Regions from separate parts of the Homo sapiens genome. Here regions 2 and 3 are each linked to region 1. The links are chromatin loops, found by intact Hi-C in ENCODE. Cell type or tissue: heart right ventricle. All regions are shown on one strand.

Region 1 (8,000 bases):
GTGAAATAAACAGCCCTGTTGCTCACACAAAGCCTGTTTGGTGGTCTCTTCACATGGACGCGCATGAAAGAAATGTTCATCTCATCCAAAAACACCCACACAGTAACATCCAGGGTAACCTTTGACCACACGTCTGGGCACTGTGGATAAAATTCACCATCACACCAGCCCGGTGGATACATAAAATTCATCATCACGCCAGTCAAGTGGACGCATAAAATTCACCATCACACTAGCCAAGTGGACATATGAAATTCACCATCACACACTATGAGAAACTGAATCACAGATGGTAAGGAAATGAAGTCACAGGTCTATGTCAGTGGTTGTCAGTTGGGGTGATTCTGAACTCCATACCCAAACCCCAGGGGGCATTCAGCAATGTCTGCTTGTACTTTTGGTTAATACACCTGGGGAGAGTACTACTGGCATGTGGTGAGTAGAGGCCAGGGATGCTGCTTAACACCCTACAATGCACAGGCTGCTTCCCATAATAAAGAATTACTTGGTTCAAATATCAATAGTGCCAAGATTGGGAAACTCTGATATGCAATAATGACAAAAGTTATAACAGGTAACTTTATGACTAGTTAGACATTTAGAATGTTGTTGATTTTATGACTAGTTTAATCATAGTGTATTTTTTTAAAAGTAAGTATATATGTTTTATTTTATGAATATTATATATTTGCAATTGTATTTTGATACTTTTGCATGTTATTAAGTGACATCTCCTCCTAACTGTGTCTATGTATATATTGATCTCTCATCTATCCCATTCAGGAGGCTCCATCCTCATGACCTCATCACCTCCCAAGGGCCTCACCCCCTGACACCATCATCTTGGGGGTGAGGATTTCAGCATAGGAATTGTGGGAGACACAAGCATTCAGTTCATTGCACATGGTTGTACAGTTTTGTAAAATCCCCCAAAGTAAGATACATTCAAATTCATTTTCTGAAAGATGACTTCTGAAATTTTGTAAGCTTCAGCTCCCACAAAACCTGCATCTAATCCTAAATGCAAGGAGTGTATTCCTGGTTTTGATGGTGGTAGTTATGGCCACGGTTGTTTCTGACTTTCCAGTCAAGGAGATCCTGCGATGATCTGAGAAGCTAATGCACAGGATTCAGTGAGGAGTGAACTTGTTCATCTGTAGAATGTGGATGGCCTTTCTTTCCTTCTGGGAGCCAGCTCCCCTGTGGAGGAGAAATTCACCAAGTATCTTTTTTATTTTTAAATTTAATTTTATCTTCCTAATTTTATTTTTTTAGAGACAGGGTCTCATTCTGTCACCCAAGCTGGAGTGCATTTTTTATTATTTATTTTATTTTCCTAAGTTTATTTTTTTTAGAGACGGGGTTCTCACTCTGTCACCCAAGCTGGAGTGCATTGGTGCAGTCATAGCTCACTGCAGCCCCCACCTCCTGAGTTCAAGCGATCCTCTTACCTAAGCCCCCTGCGTAGCTGGGACTGCAGGTAGATACCACCAGGCTTGGCTAATTTTTAAAATATTTTTAGAGATAGGGTCTTGCTCTGTCGCCCAGGCTTGTCTCGAACTCCTAGGTTCAAGTAATCCTCCTACCTCAACTTCCCAAAGGGCTGGGATTAAAGATGTGAGCCACTGCTCCAGCCACGCCAAGTATACTTGTTCACCATTCTCCAATGCCCTTCATATCTGTATACATTTTATTTTGTTGGATCAACAGAAAGGATTTGGTTGAAATTCTTTGACTATACTCTGTGCAGGTATTGCAAATTTTGGTGACTATTACAGTGTCAGTTGCAGGCTAATTGTGATTTAGATTCAGAATTATGACAGATACAAAGTAGGAAGTTCATGACAGCATTCCTCTATTTGCAATTTTAAGCAAATTCTCCTTATTCTTATTTTTTGAAGGTCTAATATCTATTGGGATTTAAATTTGCAATGTGAGATAATGATGCCCTGTTTCCTAAAATACTATAAAAATAAGTTTTAGCCATATTTTCCATATTAAAAATTAAATTGCTGCCTAGCGAAGACCTCTGGAGCCAGGCTGGAGAATAACTGTGCTTATTGGCTGTCTGTTACAGTTTGCCCAGGACTTTTGTGGTTTTAAAGCTGAAGGTCCCACATCCTGGGGAAACCCTTAGCCCCAGGCAATTCTAGAAGTTTCCTCGCTGTCGTAGGAACCTATGTGTTATCCCATTCAGAGAGTCCTTGATTCAGACTGTGGTTGTCTAATTGTTGCAGGGCAGGTGAGCCCCCAAACTGGGGGCTTAGCTTGGGAGGGTTCTTGGCTTCACCCAGGAAAACATTTCAGGGTGAGCCCGTGGTGTTAGACAGCAACTTGCAGAGCAGTGGCGTGATCTCGGCTCACTGCAACCTCCACCTCCAGGGTTCAAGTGATTCTCCTGCCTCAGCCTCCTGGTAGCTGGGACTACAGGTGCACATGACCACACCTGGCTAATTTTTGTATTTTTAGTAGAGATGGGATTTCACCATGTTGACCAAGCTGGTCTCGAACTCCTGACCTCAAGTGATCCACCCACCTCAGCCTCCCAAAGTCCTGGGATTACAGGCGTGAGCCACCCCCACTTTCACTGAAGTGGCAGTGCACAGCAGCAGCAGCAGAGGTCCTGCTCCTGGCAGAGCAGGGCTACCCAATAGGCAGTGCGTCCAGAACAGCAGCTCAGAGGCAGTGCTGGAGTCATATGTATACCCACTTCTAATGGCATGCAAATTAAGGGGCAGATTATGCAGAGATTTCAAGAAAAAGAGTAGTAACTTCCATGTTCTTGGATCATTGCCACAGAAAGGGGCGGTAACTTCCAGGTGTTGCTATGGTAACAGTAAACTGACATGGCACTGGTGGGCGTGTCTTATGGAGAGGAGCTATTGCTATTGCCACTTCCCTATTTTAGCTAGTCTTCAGTGTGGTCCAAAGTCTAAGTCCCTGCCTCCGGAGTCAAGTTGGGTCTCCTACTTCATAATGAATGGCCTCTTAGGTGATGAAGATAAATCGATTGGTCTCTTTTTGTTTCACACGAATCCACCACATATTGACTGGGGAGTTTGGGATGAAGATTTAGACGACCCAACAGAGAAGTCCCCTCAAAAGCCCATGGGGCCACTCTTCTGAAGCTCCACTTCACCTGCTTCCGCACACCCCAGTCCTGCCTGATACTCAGCTTTTCTTTCTCTCGTGAATAGAGACACACGTTTTTCTCCCTTGACACCATGGAGGTTGGGATTCTGATAAGGATTAGAATGCTACAGATCAATCCTCTAGTACAGTCCTTCTCAAAGTGTGGACATTTAAGGCTGGGTGGATGATCCTCTGGGGTGGGGTGTCCTGTGCACTGCAGGGTGTTGAGCAGTGTCCCTGGGTTCCACCCACCAGATGCCCGGAGCACCAACCACCCCGGTTGCGACACCCAAAGCTATCTCCAGACATTGTCGAGTGTCCCTGGGGACATAGTTGCCTGTGTGGAGCACCGCAGGGTCAGATGAACACAGCAAGGACCACTGACAATGTGAGCATCTGTGTCACCCTCTGCTGTCACTCGCCGGAACCAGAAGGGACGATTTGCAGCCGGTACAGCTTTTTCCCATGCCGAGCTTCCTGCAGAGGCTGCTTCCCAACGCATTGGAAAGTCCCTGGCTCTCGGAGTGAGTCTCAGATCCTCCTGGCTTCATGGGTCCAGCAATTAAGTATTGCCACATACCTTTTCTTTTAGCTCTAAAAATTGTTTGTGGACCTGGGAATTAAAAAGAAAAGAAAAGTGGCGCTAAGCAGAAGAAGCCAGGAAAACCCTGCTCCATTGTTTTGCAGACGGAGACGAGAGAGAGAGAGAGAGAGAGAGAGAGAAAGCAATCCCGACGTTATGAGAATCGGCTGCACGACCATCCCATGCCTTTCAGGAAAACCAACACAAACGCCCCAGTGGAGACATTTTTAACCATTGTAAAATTTTCTAGAAATCTCAGGCATGACTGGTTCTTTTGTGGCTGGCGAATCATATTATACGTGGTGCTGGTGCATCTTGCAAAACGCTTAAAAGATAAGTGTACCACATAGATTTGAACATTGCGAATTGGAACATTTAAAAAAAATCCATGGTTGCTTAATTCTTGGAAACAGAAACAATTTAGTTTATACTCATTTGAACTGTAAACCTAGCTAGTCGTTTGTATACAGAATGTTTGCGGGTATTGCTGACTATGGCTTTGTGGATTATGAAACAGCTATAATAAATCAACAAGAAACCTTGGCAGATTTAGTTGTCTTCCTCCTTTATGCAGAGCTTTAAAAAATGTTTTATGTAATAGGTGCGTGAGATCTTTTCTGTTTAAACAGTCTGCACAAGAGGGCAGTGTATACCACTTAACAAGGTTTTCCCTGGGGACGTGGAAGTTTATTTGTGGTGGCAGAGAGGGAGGTTCAGTAGATTTTTCTTACTCCGCTATAGAAATAACTTCCCATAGAGAATTATGACTCTTATGTATCTATTATTATTGATATTTATTATGTATTTTATAGAATAAACATAATTCACCTCCACTTTTAGAAGATACAAGCTCTTTTCTTTCACTAACTCAGGAATCCAATAGTGAGACACAACTTTCCCTATGCCACATTTACTGTTTGGCTCAGATGAAAATATCAATTAGCCTTTAAAAAAGAAAAGAAAATGTCCTATGAATAAATATTCATGACAAGATGTCCATGCGAAGAGCTGATCATCAAAATACCTAGCACAGTTCATGAGGCTTTTTCCTCTAAAAAAGCATGAAATTCATCTTTTGAGGTACATTTGGCTTCCACCAATGTTGTTTTTGAGTGTTGACAAGCAAAAGTTAGATTTTTAGAGAAGGCTGGTGTTGTTGGTAGCAAAAGTAAAATCATAATGAAATTTTAAAAGATTTATTTCTTCAAGGCTTAGGTTCTTCATTTATTTATTTTTGAGACAGGGTCTCACTTTGTTGCCAGGCTGGAGTGCAGTGGCGCGAGCTCGGCTCACTGCAACCTCCGCCTCCCAGGTTCAAGTGATTCTCCTGCCCAATCTCCCCAGTAGCTGGGATTATAGGCACTCACCACCACACCCAGCTAATTTTTGTATTTTTAGTAGAGACAGGGTTTCACCATGTTGCCCAGGCTGGTCTCAAACTCCTGACCTCAAGTGATCCGCCTGCCTTGGCCTCCCAACGTGCTGGGATTACAGGTGTGAGCCACCACTCCTGGCCCCCAGGCTTAGGTTTAGTAAGCAAACAACAACTAAAAAAACAAGATAAAAAATGACATGGAAAGATAAGTTTATTTAGACAAGTCATTTAAAGCAAATCCGGGTTTAGAAGAAAATTTAGATTGCAAGTTTCCTGAGGGCAAAAAAAACCCTTCTTTTCATAGTTCTTTTTTATTTTTTATTTTATTTTTTATGAAAAAAATTAGAGATAGAGTCTTGCTATGTTGCCCAGGATGGTCTCGAACTGTTGGGCTCAAGCAATCCTCCTGCCTTGGCCTCCCAAAGTGCTAAGAGTACAGGTGTGAGCCACCACACCCAGCCTATGGTTCTTATATTTTATAAAGTATGTAATGTTTTCCTCATTTTTTGCATCTTTTCCTTTCTCCCTTCCTGTATCTTTTCTTCCTCAATATCACAATGAAAACATATTGTAAGGGCTGCATTGCCTGATGTATGAATTTCTAAACAGGGCACTTTGAACAAAGAGGATTATCTGTGGCATCAAAATTCAAGTCACCACTAGATCTTGTGATGGTCTAGTCCCATCGCATAAAGTGAAATCCTGCATTTCCAATCTAAAGCTTTCCAGTGCTTTCAGGTTGTGAAATTAAACAACTTGGGTACTTTTTAGATAGAAGCAAAATACAAATGGAAGTAGGGGGCTAAGGATTTCTCATATTTTTTGGTTTAAAAAATAATCTCCAGCCTGAGCAACGTAGTGAGACCCATCTCTAAATTTTTTTTTTTTAAATTAGCTGGGCATGGTGGCATGCGCCTGTGGTCCCAGCTACTTGGGAGGCTGAGGTAGAAGGATTGCTTGAGCCCAGGAGTTTGAGGCTGCAGTGAAGCTGTGATTGTGCAACAGAGTGAAACTCTCTCAAAAACAAACAACAGCAACAACAACATTTCAGTGACAATGATGGCCTTAGAGGCTGGGTACCTTAGAAATGATACATCTTCATGTGCATAGAAAGATCCCTTCCTTCCTTCCTTCCTTCCCTCCCTCCCTGCATCCCTCTTTTCCTTCCTACCTTCCTTCCTTCCTTCCTTCCCTCCCTCCCTGCCTCCCTCTTTTCCTTCCTTCCTTCCTTCCTTCCTTCCTTCCTTCCTTCCTTCCCTCCCTCCCTCCCTCTTTTCCTTCCTTCCTTCCTTCCTTTTACCTTTTCCTTTCCTTTTGGGGTCACACACTTAACAGCTAGTTTAATTTTGGAGGGTCTCAAGTTTGATCAGAAAAAGGCATGTTTATCCTTTAAAGAAGGCAACAAGAGTTTCTCTCTCTGTCTGACTTTACACCTCCACAATTTCACCAAGACAGAGATTTTTATTGGGTGAGCACATATACTTAAAAGAATTACTTGAGACAAAAATGAAGAACTTCATGGAGAGTTGAGGGTCTTGGAATGAGCAGAGTGACTCTTGGTGAACTCCACCTTTCCCATCTTCCAAAAAAAACCAAAAATCAATTCACTCTGAGATCTAATAATACCTCTGAATTGATCATCTACAGTAATCAAAGCATTCAGGCCATGAGAGCTGGTGTCTATGTTAGGGGTTCTGCATAGTAAACTGCAGTACACATTGAGAAAATATCATCGTCTCTAAACATTTGTTTCTCTGGGCTGATGAAAGAGTAAAGATGTCTGAAGAATAAAAAGGATGACTGTGTGGAAACATGCCCTGCCAACTTGATAAATTCACCAATGATCACAATTGAGTGTCTTATGTAATGAAAGTTGGCTCATTAAAGAATACCCATGTGCCCTCTGGGCATGCTTTGGATTGGCATCCACTTCTGTAAGCCAGGTTGTTTGAGAACAGATGAGTTAACTCTGCAACCAGAAGATTTAATGTGCGATTTTGCTCAGGGCTATTTCGCTGAGACACAGAAGATGGCAACAAGATCTATGCGATCTTTTGCCATGAGGGCAGCAAGTGGATGTGTCTCAGCAAATCTTTTAGAAGAATGCAGAACCATCTGACCAGGTTTCTGGAAATGTTCAGCTCCTCGTCCTGCCTGGAGAATCCCGTGTCTTGCAAGGCTGTTAGCAAGGAAGCACTCCCTCTCCTTGAGCTAAGGATGGCTTTTAGTGAAGGAAGGAAGGGAGGGAGGGAGGAATCTTTCTATGCACATGAAAATATATCCTTTCTAAGGTACCTAGCCTCTAAGGCCATCAGTGTCACTGCTTTTCGAAAACAAATAACATCACTGTCCAACTTATAAAACTCTTCTTCAATATAAATCTAGAACCTTCTGGAACATGTTGAGTGGAAAAGCCAAACAATGCAAATAAACTGACCACAAGCTCGTGCTTAAAATTGTAGTCCTCCTTTAAACATCAACATTGCTGTTCTTCCTTCTGGCTGCTGTGCTAGTTTTTTCAATTAGCAAACATGCTACTTATTATCTTTACTACTGTTGTTTTTCAGGAGAGAAGAGTTTAGGAAGAAATGTTGGTTTTTTTCAGATAAGGTACACAAAAGCTTATTTCACTAAAATTTAAAAGTGCATATTGAGTACATATATTTATATGTATATTTAAGTTTGCTATAAAAACATGAAAATGGTTATTTTAATTTTTTTATTTTTAATTTTTTCAGACGGAGTCTCACTCTGTCACCCAGGCTGGAGTGCAGTGGCATGATGATAGCTCACTGCAGCCTCGAACTCTGGGGCTCAAGCAATCCTCCCACCTCAGCCCCTCCTAAGTAGCTGGGACTACAGGTGTATGTCACCATGCCCAGCTAATTTTTAAATGTCTTTGTAGATACA
Region 2 (8,000 bases), 430 kb after region 1:
TCTCAAAAGAAGACATTTATGCAGCCAAAAGACACATGAAAAAATGCTCACCATCACTGGCCATCAGAGAAATGCAAATCAAAACCACAATAAGATACCATCTCACACCAGTTAGAATGGCAATCATTAAAAAGTCAGGAAACAACAGGTGCTGGAGAGGATGTGGAGAAATAGGAGCACTTTTACACTGTTGGTGGGACTGTAAACTAGTTCAACCATTGTGGAAGACAGTGTGGCAATTCCTCAGGGATCTAGAACTGGAAATACCATTTGATCCAGCCATCCCATTACTGGGTACATACCCAAAAGACTATAAATCATGCTGCTATAAAGACACATGCACACGTATGTTTATTGCGGCACTATTCACAATAGCAAAGACTTGGAACCAACCCAAATGTCCAACAATGATAGACTGGATTAAGAACATGTGGCACATATACACCATGGAATACTATGCAGCCATAAAAAATGATGAGTTCATGTCCTTTGTAGGGGCATGGATGAACATGGAAATCATCATTCTCAGTAAACTATAGCAAGGACAAAAAACCAAACACCGCATGTTCTCACTCATAGGTGGGAATTGAACAGTGAGAACACTTGGACACAGGAAGGGGAACATCACACTCTGGGGACTGTTGTGGGGTGGGGGGAGGGGGAGGGATAGCATTAGGAGATATACCTAATGTAAATGACGAGTTAGTGGGTGCAGCACACCAGCATGGCACATGTATACATACGTAACTAACCTGCACGTTGTGCACATGTACCCTAGAACTTAAAGTATAATAAAAAAACAAACCTCTCCTTTCTATTACACTATTTGGCCACCCGGGTGGTCTTCTGCAAGACAACTGTAAACTTTGCTGAAGGCTCTTGTGGGAGAGCAGGATAGGTCAACCCAAAAGATAGCCCTTTGGCATAAGGGTTATTTTGAGCTGAAGACAAATGAGAAGCAAGAGCTGCTAAAAGAAAACAGAATAAACCTCTCATGGGGGTTTGTTATACAGATTAGTTCATCACCCAGGCATTAAGCTTAGAACCTGTGAAAGGATAATATATCTTGAGGTCTCCAAGTCACTAAGCTAAAGGGAAAAGTCCAGCTGGGAACTGCTTAGGGCCTCTGCCTCCCATTCTAGTCAAAGTCTCCGCTCTGCTCACTGAGAGATGCGTATCTGATCGCCTCCTTTGGAAAGGCTCATCAGAAACTCAAAACAATGCAACTGTTTGTGTCTCACCTATCTGTGCCCTGGAAACCCCCTCCCTGCTTCCAGTCTTCCTGCCTTTGCTTCAAGCTGTCCAGCCTTTCTAGACCGAATCAATGTGCTTCTTACATATATTGATTGATGTCTCATGTCTCCCTGAATGTATAAAACGAAGCTGTGCCCCAACCACCTTGGGCACATGTCGTCAGGACTTCCTGAGGCTGTGTCACGGCGCGTCCTCAACCTTGGCAAAAGAAAGTAAGTTAACTGAGACCTGTCTCAGACTTTCTGGGTTCACATACCCATTAGTTATTTTTCCTGATCCTCTCCCTCCTCCCACGCTCCACCTTCCGAAAGGCCCCAATGTGTGTTGTTCACCTCTTTGTGTCCGTGTGTTCTCATCATTCAGCTCCTATGTGTAAGTGAGAACATGCGGTATTTGGTTTTCTGGTCCTGTGCTAGTTTGCTAAGGATAATGGCCTCCAGCTCCAACTGTGTTCCTGCAAAGGACATGATCTCGTTCTTTTTTAACTCAAACAATAAAAGCAAGTCAGCTAAGGGAGTGGGGAAAAAAAAAAACTCTCTGCACTCTCCTATTTGCCTGAAAGTAGACTTAGACTGTTAATTACCAGAGACACAGGCCTAGAGGAATCTACATAACAAACCTTACTCAATTTGCCTTTATCTTCCATTTGTTTCCTCCTGTATTTGTCTTCTCAAAGTTTGCAGCTCCTAGGAGCTTAAAAGGCCTTTTTCCTTTGCCTTTTTCCTTCTTGACAAATGTATTGTTCTTGGCTGATTTGTTGTATGCGCCCCAAGTTCTAACCATGCTTTTGAGTTATTCATCACTGAGTTTCACCACATGTGTATATGCACTGCATGTCTTAATAAATTCTGCTTTTCTTTTGTTCTTTTGACAGTTTAATTTCCAGAGCAGTAGCTGGAGAACTGAGGAGGACAGAGGAAAAAGTTATTATTGTTGTGGTTGTTTTTCCTTCTGTTCTGCTGGCACCCTATCGAAATTCTTAAACATTTTGGAACAAGGAGCTGTTAAAAGAAAACTTCAGACAAGTGAAATTTGATGGAGTTTAATTGAGCAAAGAAAAGATTTGATTGAATCAGGCAGCCTCCAGAATCACAGCAGATTCAGACAGACTGCAGGGGTGCCTCATGGTCGGAACAAATTTATAGACAAAAAAAGTAAAGTGGGCCGAGCGCAGTGGCTCACGCCTGTAATCCCAGCACTTTGGGAGGCCGAGACGGGTGGATCACGAGGTCAGGAGATCGAGACCATCCTGGCTAACACAGTGAAACCCCGTCTCTACTAAAAATACAAAAAAAAAAAAAAAAATTAGCCGGGCGTGATGGCGGGGGACTGTAGTCCCAGCTACTCGGGAGGCTGAGGCAGGAGAATGGCACGAACCCGGGAGGCCGAGCTTGCGGTGAGCCGAGATCGCACCACTGCACTCCAGCCTGGCGACAGAGTGAGACTCCGTCTCAAAAAAAAAAAAAGAAAAAGGTAAAGAGAGGTACAGGAATCGGAAGTGCGGTACGGAAACAGTGAAATGGATTACTGCTCGGCGTTTGCCTGATTTGAACGCAGTTTGAACACTCAGCAGTCTATGAGTGGTTGAAGTATGGCCGCTGGGATTGGCCAACACTCAGCTATTGTTACAGATGCATGCTATTAACTTAGGTTTTCAATTTTGTTTGCCTATTAAGCTAGGATACCCTTCATCCACAAGGACTCAAATATAGAAGTACGGAGTACTTCTCAGGCCATATTTAGTTTGCTTTAACAGACATAACCATTTTATTTTTACTTTTACCTGTTTCCCCAAGAGCTGAGCGTTTTCATTTTGCACTCGGCCTTGCAAACTATATACCTGGTTCTATCCACAAAGGAATGATGCCAAGAACTGAGGTTGCTTAAGTCATTATTACTCATACTGATAGCAACAGTGGGTTTCTTCAAAAGTTTCCTCTTAAATATGCATATTTCCTAAGTCTATACCATAGATAGCATTTCTCTGGCAAGGACCTAAATTCGGCTCTTGGGGTTAAAGTTAGGGAATCTGGATTGCTGATCAAAATTCTGCTTAGAAGAAACAAAAATAGGCTGGGCATGGTGGCTCATGCCTGTAATTCCAGCACTTTGGGAGGCCAAGCAGGGCGGATGGCTTGAGCCCAGGAATTTGAGACCAGCCTGGGCAACATCGTGAGACCCCATCTCTACAAAGTATACAAAAATTAGGAGGGAGTGGTGGCTCGTACCTGTGGTCCCAACTGCTTGGGAGGCTGACGCAGGAGGACACTTGAGCCTGGGAGGTCGAGGCTGCAGTGAAAGATGATTGCAGCACTGCACTGCAGCCCGGGTGACAGAGCAAGACCCTGTCTCAGAAAAAAAAAAAAAAAAAGAAGGAAGGAAGTCTTTACTGTTTAAAGAATGGATACAGGCTGGAGATGTGGGTGGATATTTGGCATTTTCCAAGTGGGGGTTTCACTTGCATGTCGTCTAAATGCAATGGAAAATCAAACAAGGCATACTTGAAGAGGCAGGATTTTTCTGAACCAGAATCCAAGCTTTCTATTCTGCAGAATCTGACTGTCATCCTGCCATCCGCAGCTGGAAAATGTCCATTGCTCAATTACCCTCACCAAGAGGTGGCCGGGCAACTAATCATCGCCCCATAACATCACCCCAAGGTATCCACCCATACAAACTGTGCTTCCATGCAATGTGTACTTCCTGTATCTCCCGCTTTTTTTTACAACACTGCTAAGGAAACCCGCTCCAGCCAGAGGCAGGGCTTCTGAGGCCATTTGCAGATCTGAGTAAGGAAAACCCTATAACCCTAACCCTAGGAGTCTTTACCATTTGTGGGTCCATCCAATTTGGGATTTGCTCTTGAATCCCTGTACCACCCAAGTCAAATTTCATAAAAGATTTGGATTTGAAAAAATCATTGCAAGTAGGCTTCTAAATACACTGCTTCCTTAGCTAAATTATAGCCAAGATCTGAGGTGCGGGTGCTGCTTTCAGCCAAGCCTTTTGAGATTATTTATTGTTGGCCCATCTCAACTCTAATTCACGTTGCTTTACTCATCCTCCGAACACGGTCTTGAGACAGAAGAAACTACGTATCTTTTCTCCAACTTTAGACCAGTGCCTGGATTATTCTAGGTTCTCCATTTATGTTCACACTCTGGGGGATGAATGAGTAGCACGGATCACACATGCTAGTTGTAATTAAAATATATGTGCTTAGAAAACTCCAGATGATAAATGATGCACCTTGATACTTCTGTCTCTCTCCCCCGCTACCCTTCTGTCTTTGTTTCTCTAATTTTTGCTTTCTGTTATTCCTGTCTGAAACTTTAGGCAATGCATTCCATTCCTTCAAAGCTATTAAGGGTTTGAGGAGCTTATGTAAAATACTGACCACCTCAGATGGATAAAGTAGGTGGAGGTGAATTTCTGGATGCAATCAAACAATATGAGTTGAAAAAGGTGTCTTTCCTTTTCAAATTCCTCTTCCGAGAATAAAGTTAAAATGTATGCTATCTTTACAAAAATGAAATAAATGCACACATTTATCATATTAGGAATTTGGAGCTAGCTGTGCAGGCAGCTATATTAGCATGCCACCTAGTGTTTAAATTCATGTAATGATTAAAAACACGCAGTGCTCAATCAGGCTTGTATTCCTCAATGCGAAGGAAAGAATATAAATTATTTAAAGGATAATTCAGAATGAGGAAATAATAGACATCCCTTAAGTAACTATATTTGCAGACTGAATTGTATAATTTATCTTTCTATTTAGGGAAAAAGGTTAATTAAGGGCTTAAGGGGCATATGGAAAATATTGACCACCTCGGATAGACAAGGCAGGTGAAGGTAATTTTCTCGATGCAATGGGTCATGATAGGTTAATTAAGCATTGAGTTTGGAGTGTTTAGACCAATGGCAAAGGTTTGTATCATTTTGATAGATGACATTCTTTCAATTTTAATCTTAAGGTATTTTCAAAATAACCACTAGAAAAGGAAATATAATACTTATTAAGAGCTACCTATGGGCCTATGCGCTATGTGCAAAGTCTTTTACAGATATTATCTCCATTAATCTTTGTAAGTCTGGTAATACACTTTTTAGTTGCATTTCACAGAGGGAACAATTGAAGTACAGATAGATTAGGGAATATGTCCAAAGATATTTAGCTGGCAAGAAGAACAATTCCCATTCACCCCAATTGTGTCAAACCCTAGAGAACATTCTTTCCACCTCTGAACACCACTGTGTGGAAAAGAACGTGTTCCCTTGGTTGTACATAGCTTGCTTTTATCTACTACCTTCTCCTTGCCATGTGGTTAAAGAAAATGGAAGGACCGGAGCCAGGGAGGGAGAAGGACCTTGCATTTGGGGTTGACAACCTTGGGTTCAGACCTCATGGTCCTGCTCCCTTTACAGTGCAGACTCATTAAAGCCGCTTCGTGTCTTCACACTCTGTGTTCTTCATCTGCAAATATAAGAGCATTTGAGAAAACGATTTCAGAAGTTATTTCTCAGGCTAAAATCCTAAGATTCTGTTCTAGGGTATTCTAAATTCAAAACGAACCTCCTCCTAAGAGTGATGAGAAAACGAAGATGTTTTAGAGATCTTAGAACAAAGAGTGGCAGAAAAATGCTCAGCCTTTGTAAGGAATTCTTTTGTGGACAAATAAGGTCTAATATGGTTGCCCCAAATCACTTAGGAAAAAGATATCCTTGTTTAATAGTTAATATTAAGACAGTTATTTGTATTTCACCTGACACATTCATATTACTCCTTAGTAAAGACAAGGCAACAGTATCAGTCCATTGAAATAAGTCAAACACACATAATTTTCTAATTTTTTTTTTAGTTCCATAGGTTTTGGGGGAACGGGTGGTGTTTGGTTACATGAGTAAGTTCTTCAGTGGTGATATGTGAGATTTTGGTGCACCCATCACTGAGCAGTATACACTGCACTCAATTTGTAGTCTTTTATCCCTCACCCCCTTCCCACCCTTTCCTCCAGAGTCCCCAGAGTCCACTGTGTCACTCTTAGGCCTTTGCATCCTCATAGCTTAGCTCCCACTTATGAGTGAGAACATACGATGTTTGGTTTTCTGTTTCTGACTGACTTCGCTTACTCTCCAAACCCATCCAGGTTGCTGCAAATGCCATTAATTCATTCATTTTCATGGCTGAGTAATATTCCATTGTACATATATATACCATAATTTCTGTATCCACTCATTGATTGATGGGCATTTGGGCTTGTTCCACATTTTTGCAATTGCAAATTGACGAACACACATGATTATGTTACTCCTGGGGTTGCACCTTTGAGAGACACTCCTGGAGGACAAGTGAGTCTCAAAGTGGGGCTTAGCCCACAAGTGTTCTTGGCTTAGCTCGGGAAAGAATTTAGGGGCAAACCAGAGGTAGAAGAAAACTGCTTTATTGAAGTGACAGTGTTATAGCTCCGTGACTGCTCTTGCAGAACAGGGCTACCCTGCAGGCAGAGAGTAGCAGCTCAGGGCATATTTTTTTTGAAGTCATATTTATACCCATTTATTTTTATTTGTATTTTTTTCCTTGTTGGAGACCGTGCCTCACTCTGTCTCCCAGGCTGGAGCACAGTGGCACGATCTTGGCTCACTGCAACCTCTGCCTCCCGGGTTCAAGCAATTCTCCTGCCTCAGCCTCCTGAGTAGCTGAGACTACAAGCATGCTCCACCACACCCAGCTAATTTTTTTTTGTATTTTTAGTAAAGACAGGGTTTCACCATATTGGTCAGGCTGGTCTCAAACTCCTGACCTCAAATGATCTGCCCGCCTCGGCCTCCCAAAATATATACCCATTTTTAATTGCATGCAGATTAAGGTGCGGGTTATGCAGAAATTTCTAGGGAAAGCGTAGTAATCGTTGAGTTATTGGGTCATTGCCATGGAAAGAGGTGGTAACTCCTGGGTGTTGCCATGGCAATGGTAAATTGACATGGCACACTGATGGGCGTGTCTGACTGAAAGCTGCTTTGGTCTGCCCTGTTTTAGCTAGCCCTCAATCTGGTCTGGTGTCCAACCCCCACCTCTGGAGTCAAGTCGCGCCTCCTACTTCAACACCATAGGGTTGATGTACATGGAGATTTGGGATTGGCATGGCTAGGGTGCCAGTCTCAGCCCAGTAACACCTAAGCTGTGTTCTCCTGAGCAAATTACAGAGCATTTCCAAGTCCCAGGTACTCTTCTTGGTATATAAGGGTGCAAAGGGTTAAATTATGACCTCCTCGAAGGTTACATTAAAGTCCTAAATCCTGGTACCTGCACATGAGACTTTATTTGGAAATAGGGTCTTTAAAGATGCCATCAAGAGAAAATGAGGTCATAGTAGATGAAGGTGGGTTCTAAATTCTATATGACTATAATCTCTCTCTATAAGGAGAGAGAGATTTAAAGACACAGAGCGTAGACATTCATGTAATGACAAAGGCAGAGATTGGAGTGATATGTCCACAAGCCAAGGAATTTCAAGGATTGGCAAGGACGGATTCTACCCAGGGCCTCGGAGGAAGCACCTTGATTTTTGAACTTCTAGCCTCCAGAATTGTGGAAGAATGAATGTCTGTTTTCTTAAACCACCAAGTTTATGGTGATTTTTATGGCAGCTCTGGGCAATCTCACACAAGTGTTTATACCTAAATCATGAGGCTGAATTAAGAAGGAAATAAGATACTTCATTAATGGTCTGGCACATTCTGGG
Region 3 (8,000 bases), 200 kb after region 1:
AGATCTTATGACGGAGGCAGAGGGATGATGGCTCCCCAGTGGTAAGGGCCTCCTGGGTCTCCTGGGCTGCAAGTTTCCCTACCTCCACATTTCTAGAGGAAAGGGGGTCTCGATGGAGGATCAGGGTTGCGTGATGGGAAGTGAGCTAGCAAACCTGTTTGGATTTCCTTCTGAATGCTCTATTTTATATATATATATATATATATATATATATATATATTCACAGATGTCTTTTGTAGATCAAAGACAAAACAGGCAAATGTTGATAATAAGGACATGTTGTCAAAATGCTGGTTCAGGAAGAGAAATGCTGCTAACCAGAGGAACAGTGAAAAGCAGTGGCTGGTAAAAGTCACTGGTGCATCCTGCAACAAGCTGCAATCCTTCAGGTTCCATGGCATCTGGCGATTAGGAGGGCTCCGGCCTTTTGTTAATCACTGAGCTTTTGCTTGAAGTACATTCTGTAGCTACAAGGACTGACCTGCCCTTCATTTGATCATCCCTCCTCACCCTCCACATGGTGGAATTATTAGCAAGCAGATGAATTTAATTTAACCGACATGTACTCCAAACCTCTTGTATTTAAGGAACTCTCTTGGCACTTCAAGGGATTCAACAATTAATCAAACATGGTCCCTGCTCTGGGAACACATCACCAAGCAAGCAGGCAACATTAGCAGGACAAACATCAAAACAAAAAAGACTAAATGCAGCAAACTATGCATTTTATTTAAAAAAAGTACAGAATGACGAGATTCCATAATGCTTTATTTGTGGATTTATTGTACAAGTTACGCCCTGGGACTTTTCTAATCTAGGCATTTATTTTTATTAGTATGTGTGTTATTAAAAATAATTTATTGAGGTGAAATTCACATCGTAAAGTAAACCATGTTAAAGTAACAATGTCATGGCATTTCGTACATCCTCAATATTGTGCAACCATCACCTACATGTAGTTCCAAAACGTTTCTGTCACCCTAAGCTAAAACCCTGCTCCCATTCAGCGGTCTCTTTCCGCTGCTCACTCCCCTTCATCCCATGCATGAAATTTGCAAAGCAGAATTGAATTAGTTGACTTGATATTTTATTTACTTCACACTTGTAAGGAATTAAAGCCATTATGTTTGAGTTAACCATCTCATTTCCGTAAACCTGTGCCTTTAACTAGACTTCGATAAATCATTTTTGGGGTGCAGATTGTACAGGTAACACAAGTATTTAGAGGTATTGATAGATATTATCTATTAAATGTGCCAATAATAATCCCCCTGGATAAGGTAGTATAAACAGATTTCCTTACTGCAGAGAAATCCAGACTTTTTTAAATGTTTTTTTTTTTTGAGGCAGGGTCTTGCTCTGTCACTGTGGCTGGAGTGCAGTGGTGCGAACTTGGCTCACTGCAAACTCTGCCTCTCAGGCTCAAGCAATTCTCCCATGTCAGCCCCCAGTATGTAGCTGGAACTACAGGCATATGCCACTATGCCTGGCTAATTTTTTTTTTTTTTTTTTGTAGAGATAGGGTTTTGCCAGGTTGCCTAGGCTGGTCTCAAACTCCTGGACTCAAGCAATCCTCCCGCCTTGGCCTCCCAAAGTGCTGGGATTACAGGCGTGAGCCACTGCGCCTGGCCAAATCTAGACATTTCTTAATAGAATTCAACGTCAGTCATGCGCACATTCATTCATTCATTCATTCAATTGAACGCTTAGTGTATGCTAAGCTCTGTGCTATACTCCAGGTGTCAAGAAGCTATGACGGCATAAAAAGAAGGTGAGTGATTGTCCACAATGCAGGAAAAAAGCCCACTTTAGCAATGGGCATGGAGGTAAGGAAATACTATACAATGGAGATTGAGGAGAACTTTGTCAAAACAGTGGCGTGAACCAACAACAACAAAAATCAGGGATGTGCTACTTGTTCTTGACAAGCCAGATCTATCACCAAAAGGAAGATCCCAGGGACAGGCTGGGAAGCACAGGGCATGGCACAGGCCACCCATGGAAAACTTCAGCCTTGGGTTTGAGGATGATGGCATCCCTCTAAGTCTCAGTGATGGGCTGGAAGGGATGAATGAGAAGGAGTTGGTGGAGGAAGAAGTTGTCAAAATCTAAGACATATCCATGCAACCGCAGTGAGAGAGGTGGAGAGAAGAACACGTTGGGCCAAGAGATTCTTAGGCATCAGGATCTAAACTTGGCAACCAGTTGACTATGAGGAAGACATGAAGGAGAGGCAGAAGGCAAGGATGGCTTGAGTTTCTAGTTTAGCTGACGAGATGGGTGGCAACATCATTAACAAGGGTAAAGAGATGTTCAAGAGACAGTTGTTTTTTGTTTTGTTTTGTTTCGTGATTTAATCAATGGGTTTGGGGCATGCCCAGAAAGAGGCTACCTAAGGGCATTATTTGACTAATCCCTGGAACTATGTCAACACACACTGAAAACTAAAGCTAGAGAAGGAATGAATTCCCATTTATGAACCAGTATTTCCTGACTATCAACTCTGTGGAAGCCACCCTAGGCGCAGGAGGCAGGTGGTGAGGAATTCCTAGACGCTGTGTTTCTTAGGAGGAGCTAAGATGAACCACGCTTCATGCAGGGGAAGCAACTTGTTTCTTAGGCTTAGTCCTTCCTTCCTCCTGAAAGCCCCCTGACAGAGTGCTGGACGTAGGGCAGGACTTCTGAATCTAAAGAGCAGGCACTTCTCAATTATACTTTCTCCATGCATTGCCTTTTAAAAGCTGCATGCCTGCTGGGCTGGGTGGCTCACGCCTGTAATCCCAGCACTTTGGGAGTCCGAGGTGGATGGATCACTTGAGGCTAGGAATTCGAGTCCAGCCTGAGCAACATAGTGAGACCCTGTCCGCACCAAAAAAAAAAAATTAGCCCAGCGTGGTGGCGCAAGCCTCTAGTACCAGCTGCATGGGGGACGGAGGTGGAGAATCGCTTGCGCCTCGGAGGCAGAGGTTACAGTAAGCCGAGATCGCACCACTGGCACTCCAGCCTGGGCAACAGAGCGAGACTCTGTCTCAAATACATAGATACATATATACATACATACACACATACATAAATGCCGCACGCCATCAGCCTGCTTCAGGGGCATCTCAGCAGACAGGATTCGTTGTACAAGTACATGGTACCACTGGGCTTGTAAAAAAAATTTTTTTTATACTCACAGATGTCTTTTGTAGATCAAAGAACACAACAGGCAAACACTGACCCTAAGGACATGTCAAAATGCTGGTTCAGGGAGAGGAATACGGCTAACCAGAGGTATAGCGAAAAGCAGTCGCTGGTGCACCCTACAACAAGCTGGTGCAATGGTGCCTTTCCGGGCCCTACACACCTGTCTGAGCTCCATGTTTTTACCCCAGGTTGGCTCTGCTGACTGAAGATACTCGCCTGACCTCTCCCCACCATTCCAGGTCTGACTTATCCAGGAAGCCAGGCAGCCGCCGCCTCCTCTTCCTCTGCCTCCTGGAATAGGGACCTACCCTCTGCACCCTCTACTTTTTGCCTTGTCGCCAGGTCGCTCCCACCCTCCCACCGCCCCCTCCCCAGACAATACCATCAGACTCTCCGAACGTCCCAACCCTCGCCTTGCCCCTCGAATGCTCCCCAAGCCGGAGGGGAGCCGTTCCACCTTTCTGGCAGGAAGACTCTGGCAAGGGGAGGGAGGCGGGCGCCGGGGAGTCCTGGAGAGGCGGGAGGGCGTGGCGGCGGCTCTCACGTTGCAGCCCTGCCTGCAGCTAGTGGGATGCCGGCGGGGCCAGCCCGCTCCTGCTTGCACACGGTCTGGGAAGAGCTGCCGAGAAAACACCGTCTGGCCCGGAGAAGCGCAAACCCTGCTCCTTCTCTCTCTCCTGAAAGGAACGGAAACGTTCCCAGCGCTGCTTAGGCGCTCTCCAAGCGCGGACTCTACTGCGGCTCCCACCGCGCTCCCTGCATCTCGCCCTTCCCTCCTGGGGTCCTGGACTTCTCTCTGACAAAGAGCCCTCCTTCCCCGAGCCGCCTGCGGTTCTTGCAGCTGGAGTGGGCGAGGCATGCCCACCCGGGCCCAGGCGCAATGAAGACGCGAGAGGAAGGCTGAGCGCAGAGCGGCGCGGCCAGGGTCCCTTGGCTCGGGCCCGCGCCCCGTCTCCCCGGGGTGGGGCAGGGTGGGGGTGTGCCGAGGCGTGGACTTGGGGAAGCCTCGCAGCGCCGGGAATAAAAGGGCGCCGGCTTGCTGTGCCGCGCTGGGAAGCCGAGCTGCCTCACCCCCGGCCCCGGGAAGGGCATGGCCCCGGCAAACTCCCGGCCGTGACTCGCGCGCCCCGGCTCGGTGGATGCTCCCGGCGCACCGCTCCCGTGTGCGGCGGCTTCCCAAGGACAGGTGAGGACCCAGGGTGGCCAGGGCGCCCCAGGGCTGCCGTGTCTGCCTGCAGGGGGTGAAGGGATTTGAGACACCCAAGGGAAACACTGGGGGTAAAGGGCCTGCATGCAGGCAGATTGCACCGTTCCCCAGCACTGTTTGAAGTTGCTAAGAAATCAGGATACCTGAATTCCTGCAATTTTAAGTAGCTAAGGATCAGATAGGGAGGAGAGCCGGATCTTGAAGGAGGATGCACTGAATAGGTCTAATTAAGCCCAGACATCCCATGCCTCCTTTCCTCCCTCTCCCCAAAGCGCTCCCCATCCCTGGCTCTCTCTGGAGACCTTCAACCCCGCCATCCCGCGTTTCTAGGAAGCTGCCAACGGAATTCCTAAGTGAAGCCCACTCTGCTCTTGCAATCGGTGGGGGAAAGGACGCTTGAGGAGCCTCTTTCCAAGTTGCTCAGGCTGTGGCTACTTCAAGTCTCCTCTCCCTCCTCTCTTCCCCCTCTCCTTCCCCGCCTCTTTCCTCCTACTCTTACCCAGGCTTTCCCTGGAAAGGGGACAGCCCAACGCCTAGAGTGATCCGAGCCATGCAAAAAAACCGGGACAGTCATCACGCAGACAAAAGGGGTTTGGTGTCCGAGTCCCGGGCGGCGGGGACTCGCAGGGCCACCCCAGCCGCGTTCCGGGAAAGCTCGTAATTCATCCCGCAGCCAGCTCGACGCGACCCAGCGGACTCTGGAAGCCGGCCAGGGGCTCAGGGCTGCCCGCCCGGCCACTCCAGGTTGTCTGCCCAGGGCCAAGACGAAAGCAGACGGCCTCACGCCCCCACCCCTGCTTCCCGGCGGGGTTCGCAGACCGTCTCTGGCGGCCTAGCTGGCGCCAGGCCGCTTTCTCCGCGGCGGAGAGACCCGACCCCGAGTCCCCGGGATTAGGGTTGTCTGGGGGCGAGTTTCCTGGGTCTCCCGGGAGGTTGGTGCCGGGGTGGGAGGCCGGACAGGGAGTTGGGGCTGAAGAGTCCTATGGAACGCCCGGGCCAAGTCCGCCCGCAGGCACAGGACGCTGGGGACTGGCGCGGCTGCCCTTGGAACCAGCCCAGCGCCGAGGTCAGGCGCGCAGGCAGGGGCGGGGAAAGCCCGGGCTCTGGCGAGAGAGAAAACTCCGAGGACTTTTGCAGAGCTGCAGGAGCCGGTTTGTTCCAGCGCCCAGAGGCGGAGCCCGGACTTGCTTTTTTGCAAAACTACCTGTGCGCCATCAGTTCTTTATGGGCAGCTGAAGGGAGACGCGCCCCCGGGCTTAAGAGAATAACCTTTTCTAGGTCACTTAAAGGCAGGAAAAGCTACAGGTTTGGGATGTTCCTCTCTTATAGGAAGGATTTTAGAATTTTATTTTTATTTTTTGAGACGGAGTTTCGCTCTTGTTGCCCAGGCTGGGGTGCAATGGCTCGATCTCGGTTCACCGGAACCTCTGCCTCCCGGATTCAAGCGAATCTCCTGCCTCAGCCTCCCGAGCAGCTGAGATTATAGGCATGCGCCACCACGCCCAGCTAATTTTGTTTTGTTTGTTTGTTTGTTTGTATTTTTAGTAGAGACGGGGTTTTTCCATGTTGGTCAGGCTGGTCTCGAACTCCTGACCTCAGGTGATCCGCCCGCCTCGGCCTCCCAAAGTGTTGGATGACAGACGTGAGCCACCGAGTCCGGCCTGGGTTTTAGAATTTTAATCAGCAGTTCGCGCTCGTTCAGAACCCGGGCGAATGGGCAGGCGCGTGTTTGTTGTGTATCCCTATTTACTTTCCATGTGTGTCACTATTTTTAAGTGAACGCCATTCAAGAGATGACAAAAATGTTAGATGACATAGGCATTGCCAGGACAAGAAGAAAATGATCACCGCCATTCTAAATGAAGTAGCTGATGCAATCTAGCTTTACCCGAGCTTTTCCATTTTTTAGTGACTCCATTTTTTTCTGTTTGCCTGAATATATTTCATAAGCAGTCCCTTCCTGTTTATTGAATGATCAGAGGTTCCCCCAAACTTCCTCCCCGATTAACAGCAACTCTATATCATCAAAAAAACTCTCTGGCTTTTCCAAGACAAAAACATAAGGATAGTAAATAAACCCAGAAATAACAGGATGAATATCCTTCTAGCAAATACCTCTTTAAGCTCTTCAAGAAGCTAGAATTAAAGGTTTGAAAAATATCATTAAAGGAAAGAATACGAATAAACACTTCTTGGGAAGTTTTAAATTCAAATATATGCAATATATAATGGCTCAGTCTTGTTGGAGGCAGAAACACAATATTTTATTATTTTTTAATTATGGATACATAAATATAAACCTCTTTCTTCTCTCTCTCTCTCTCTCTCTCTCTCTCGTCTCTCTCTGTTTCATAGCCGCAATTACAGAGTGCAAGATAGATTTCCAAATCATAGTATCGAAGCCAAGAATCAAGACTATATTCTATAGTCATGATTAAAGTGAATGGTGAAAAGTTTAGAAAAAAAACCATGTTTCATCTTTCTCAATTCCCATGGTTTAAGCGTCACTACAACACATCGTGTGAAGTCCTGGGAAGCTTGAAACCCTGATGCACAATTCAAATTTAAAAATTGCCCACAGTTCGTCGGTGCTACCTGTGAATAAGCTCATCTCTTCGTTGTTCTACCTCAGGTATCCGAGAATCAGGCACCCCGACAAGATGCCCAAGCGCGCGCACTGGGGGGCCCTCTCCGTGGTGCTGATCCTGCTTTGGGGCCATCCGCGAGTGGCGCTGGCCTGCCCGCATCCTTGTGCCTGCTACGTCCCCAGCGAGGTCCACTGCACGTTCCGATCCCTGGCTTCCGTGCCCGCTGGCATTGCTAAACACGTGGAAAGAATCAATTTGGGGTTTGTACCACTTTCTTCCCGAACCTTCCCACTGTCAGTGCGTGCGTCTTGATCTGGTTTTGCGTGTGTGTATGTGCATTTACTTAACTTCATATGTGCATTTCCTCTGTGTAGCTCTGTCGAGAATTATGGAGCTGCAGATGGGCAGAATAGAGAGAAAAAGTTTTAGTTATGCTAAACGCAGCTTTTTCGATGATTATCTCAATATATCCATCAGCTGCCACTGCTGTAAGGTCTATTAACGAGCAGCATGAACAACTTTAGAGTTTGTTGAGAAATTCCCTTGATAGCATTTCTTTAATACATTGTTGAGGTGAATGCATGAGACACACACTTAAACATATGAAGATGATTTAAGTAGACTTCAGCAACGATTTAAGAATAATAAAAATAAGCAGAACATCTGTGCCATTTTATAAGTCATGTAGATGATAGAATTGCGACTTTGAGGCAATAAAAGAGTTCCTGCAGATTTTGCCTGTTAAAAATATCAACGTCTTTTTAAAAACCTATTTTGATGTGGCTTGCCAGACAGACTTTTAATATACTGGTTTCATTTTATACACACGAGGGTTGTGTGGACCGAAGTGTTAGTTGCTATGAACTACAGGTGCTCAACTGCAATTTTAATAGTCAACAATCATTTGGAGTTCGTCAACAAAATATAATAGCTACTTTTTAGCATCCATCCCCAGAACAACTGATTAAATTAGTGTTTGTGAAATATCCACCATGGAGATGTTTTAGTAAAAATAA

The links. Hi-C counts contacts between places; a loop is a spot of excess contacts. Peaks named below come from ENCODE experiments on the same cell type or tissue, not always from the same donor. Only the 100,000 strongest peaks of a DNase experiment are listed, where the experiment ranks them.
Region 2: a loop joins it to region 1, with 10 times the contacts of the local background. A loop is called at or near these places in 18 of 110 quality-filtered maps.
Region 3: it touches region 1 in a loop (3-fold over the local background); 7 of 110 quality-filtered maps call a loop at or near these places.

The regions. Positions count from the first base shown.
Region 1 is chrX:3,545,211-3,553,210 of GRCh38, reverse strand. No RefSeq gene overlaps it. Among named protein-coding and RNA genes, the nearest start is that of SNORA48B, 17 kb to the right of the region's middle. RefSeq lists an enhancer at 1-579. In heart right ventricle, a CTCF peak has its summit at 4,358 (motif pointing right); no DNase peak of the experiment used is centred here; H3K4me3 peaks cover 1,175 bases; H3K27ac peaks cover 1,323 bases.
Region 2 is chrX:3,114,699-3,122,698 of GRCh38, reverse strand. No RefSeq gene overlaps it. Among named protein-coding and RNA genes, the nearest start is that of ARSF, 77 kb to the right of the region's middle. In heart right ventricle, a CTCF peak has its summit at 4,870 (motif pointing left); no DNase peak of the experiment used is centred here.
Region 3 is chrX:3,342,890-3,350,889 of GRCh38, reverse strand. It overlaps MXRA5 (matrix remodeling associated 5), which reads left to right and starts at 4,238. Exons shown (of 7, transcript NM_015419.4): 1 at 4,238-4,375; 2 at 7,029-7,244. The coding sequence starts at 7,057. In heart right ventricle, no CTCF peak of the experiment used is centred here; DNase peaks (open chromatin) are centred at 4,989 and 5,479; H3K4me3 peaks cover 2,803 bases; H3K27ac peaks cover 2,794 bases; H3K27me3 peaks cover 2,986 bases.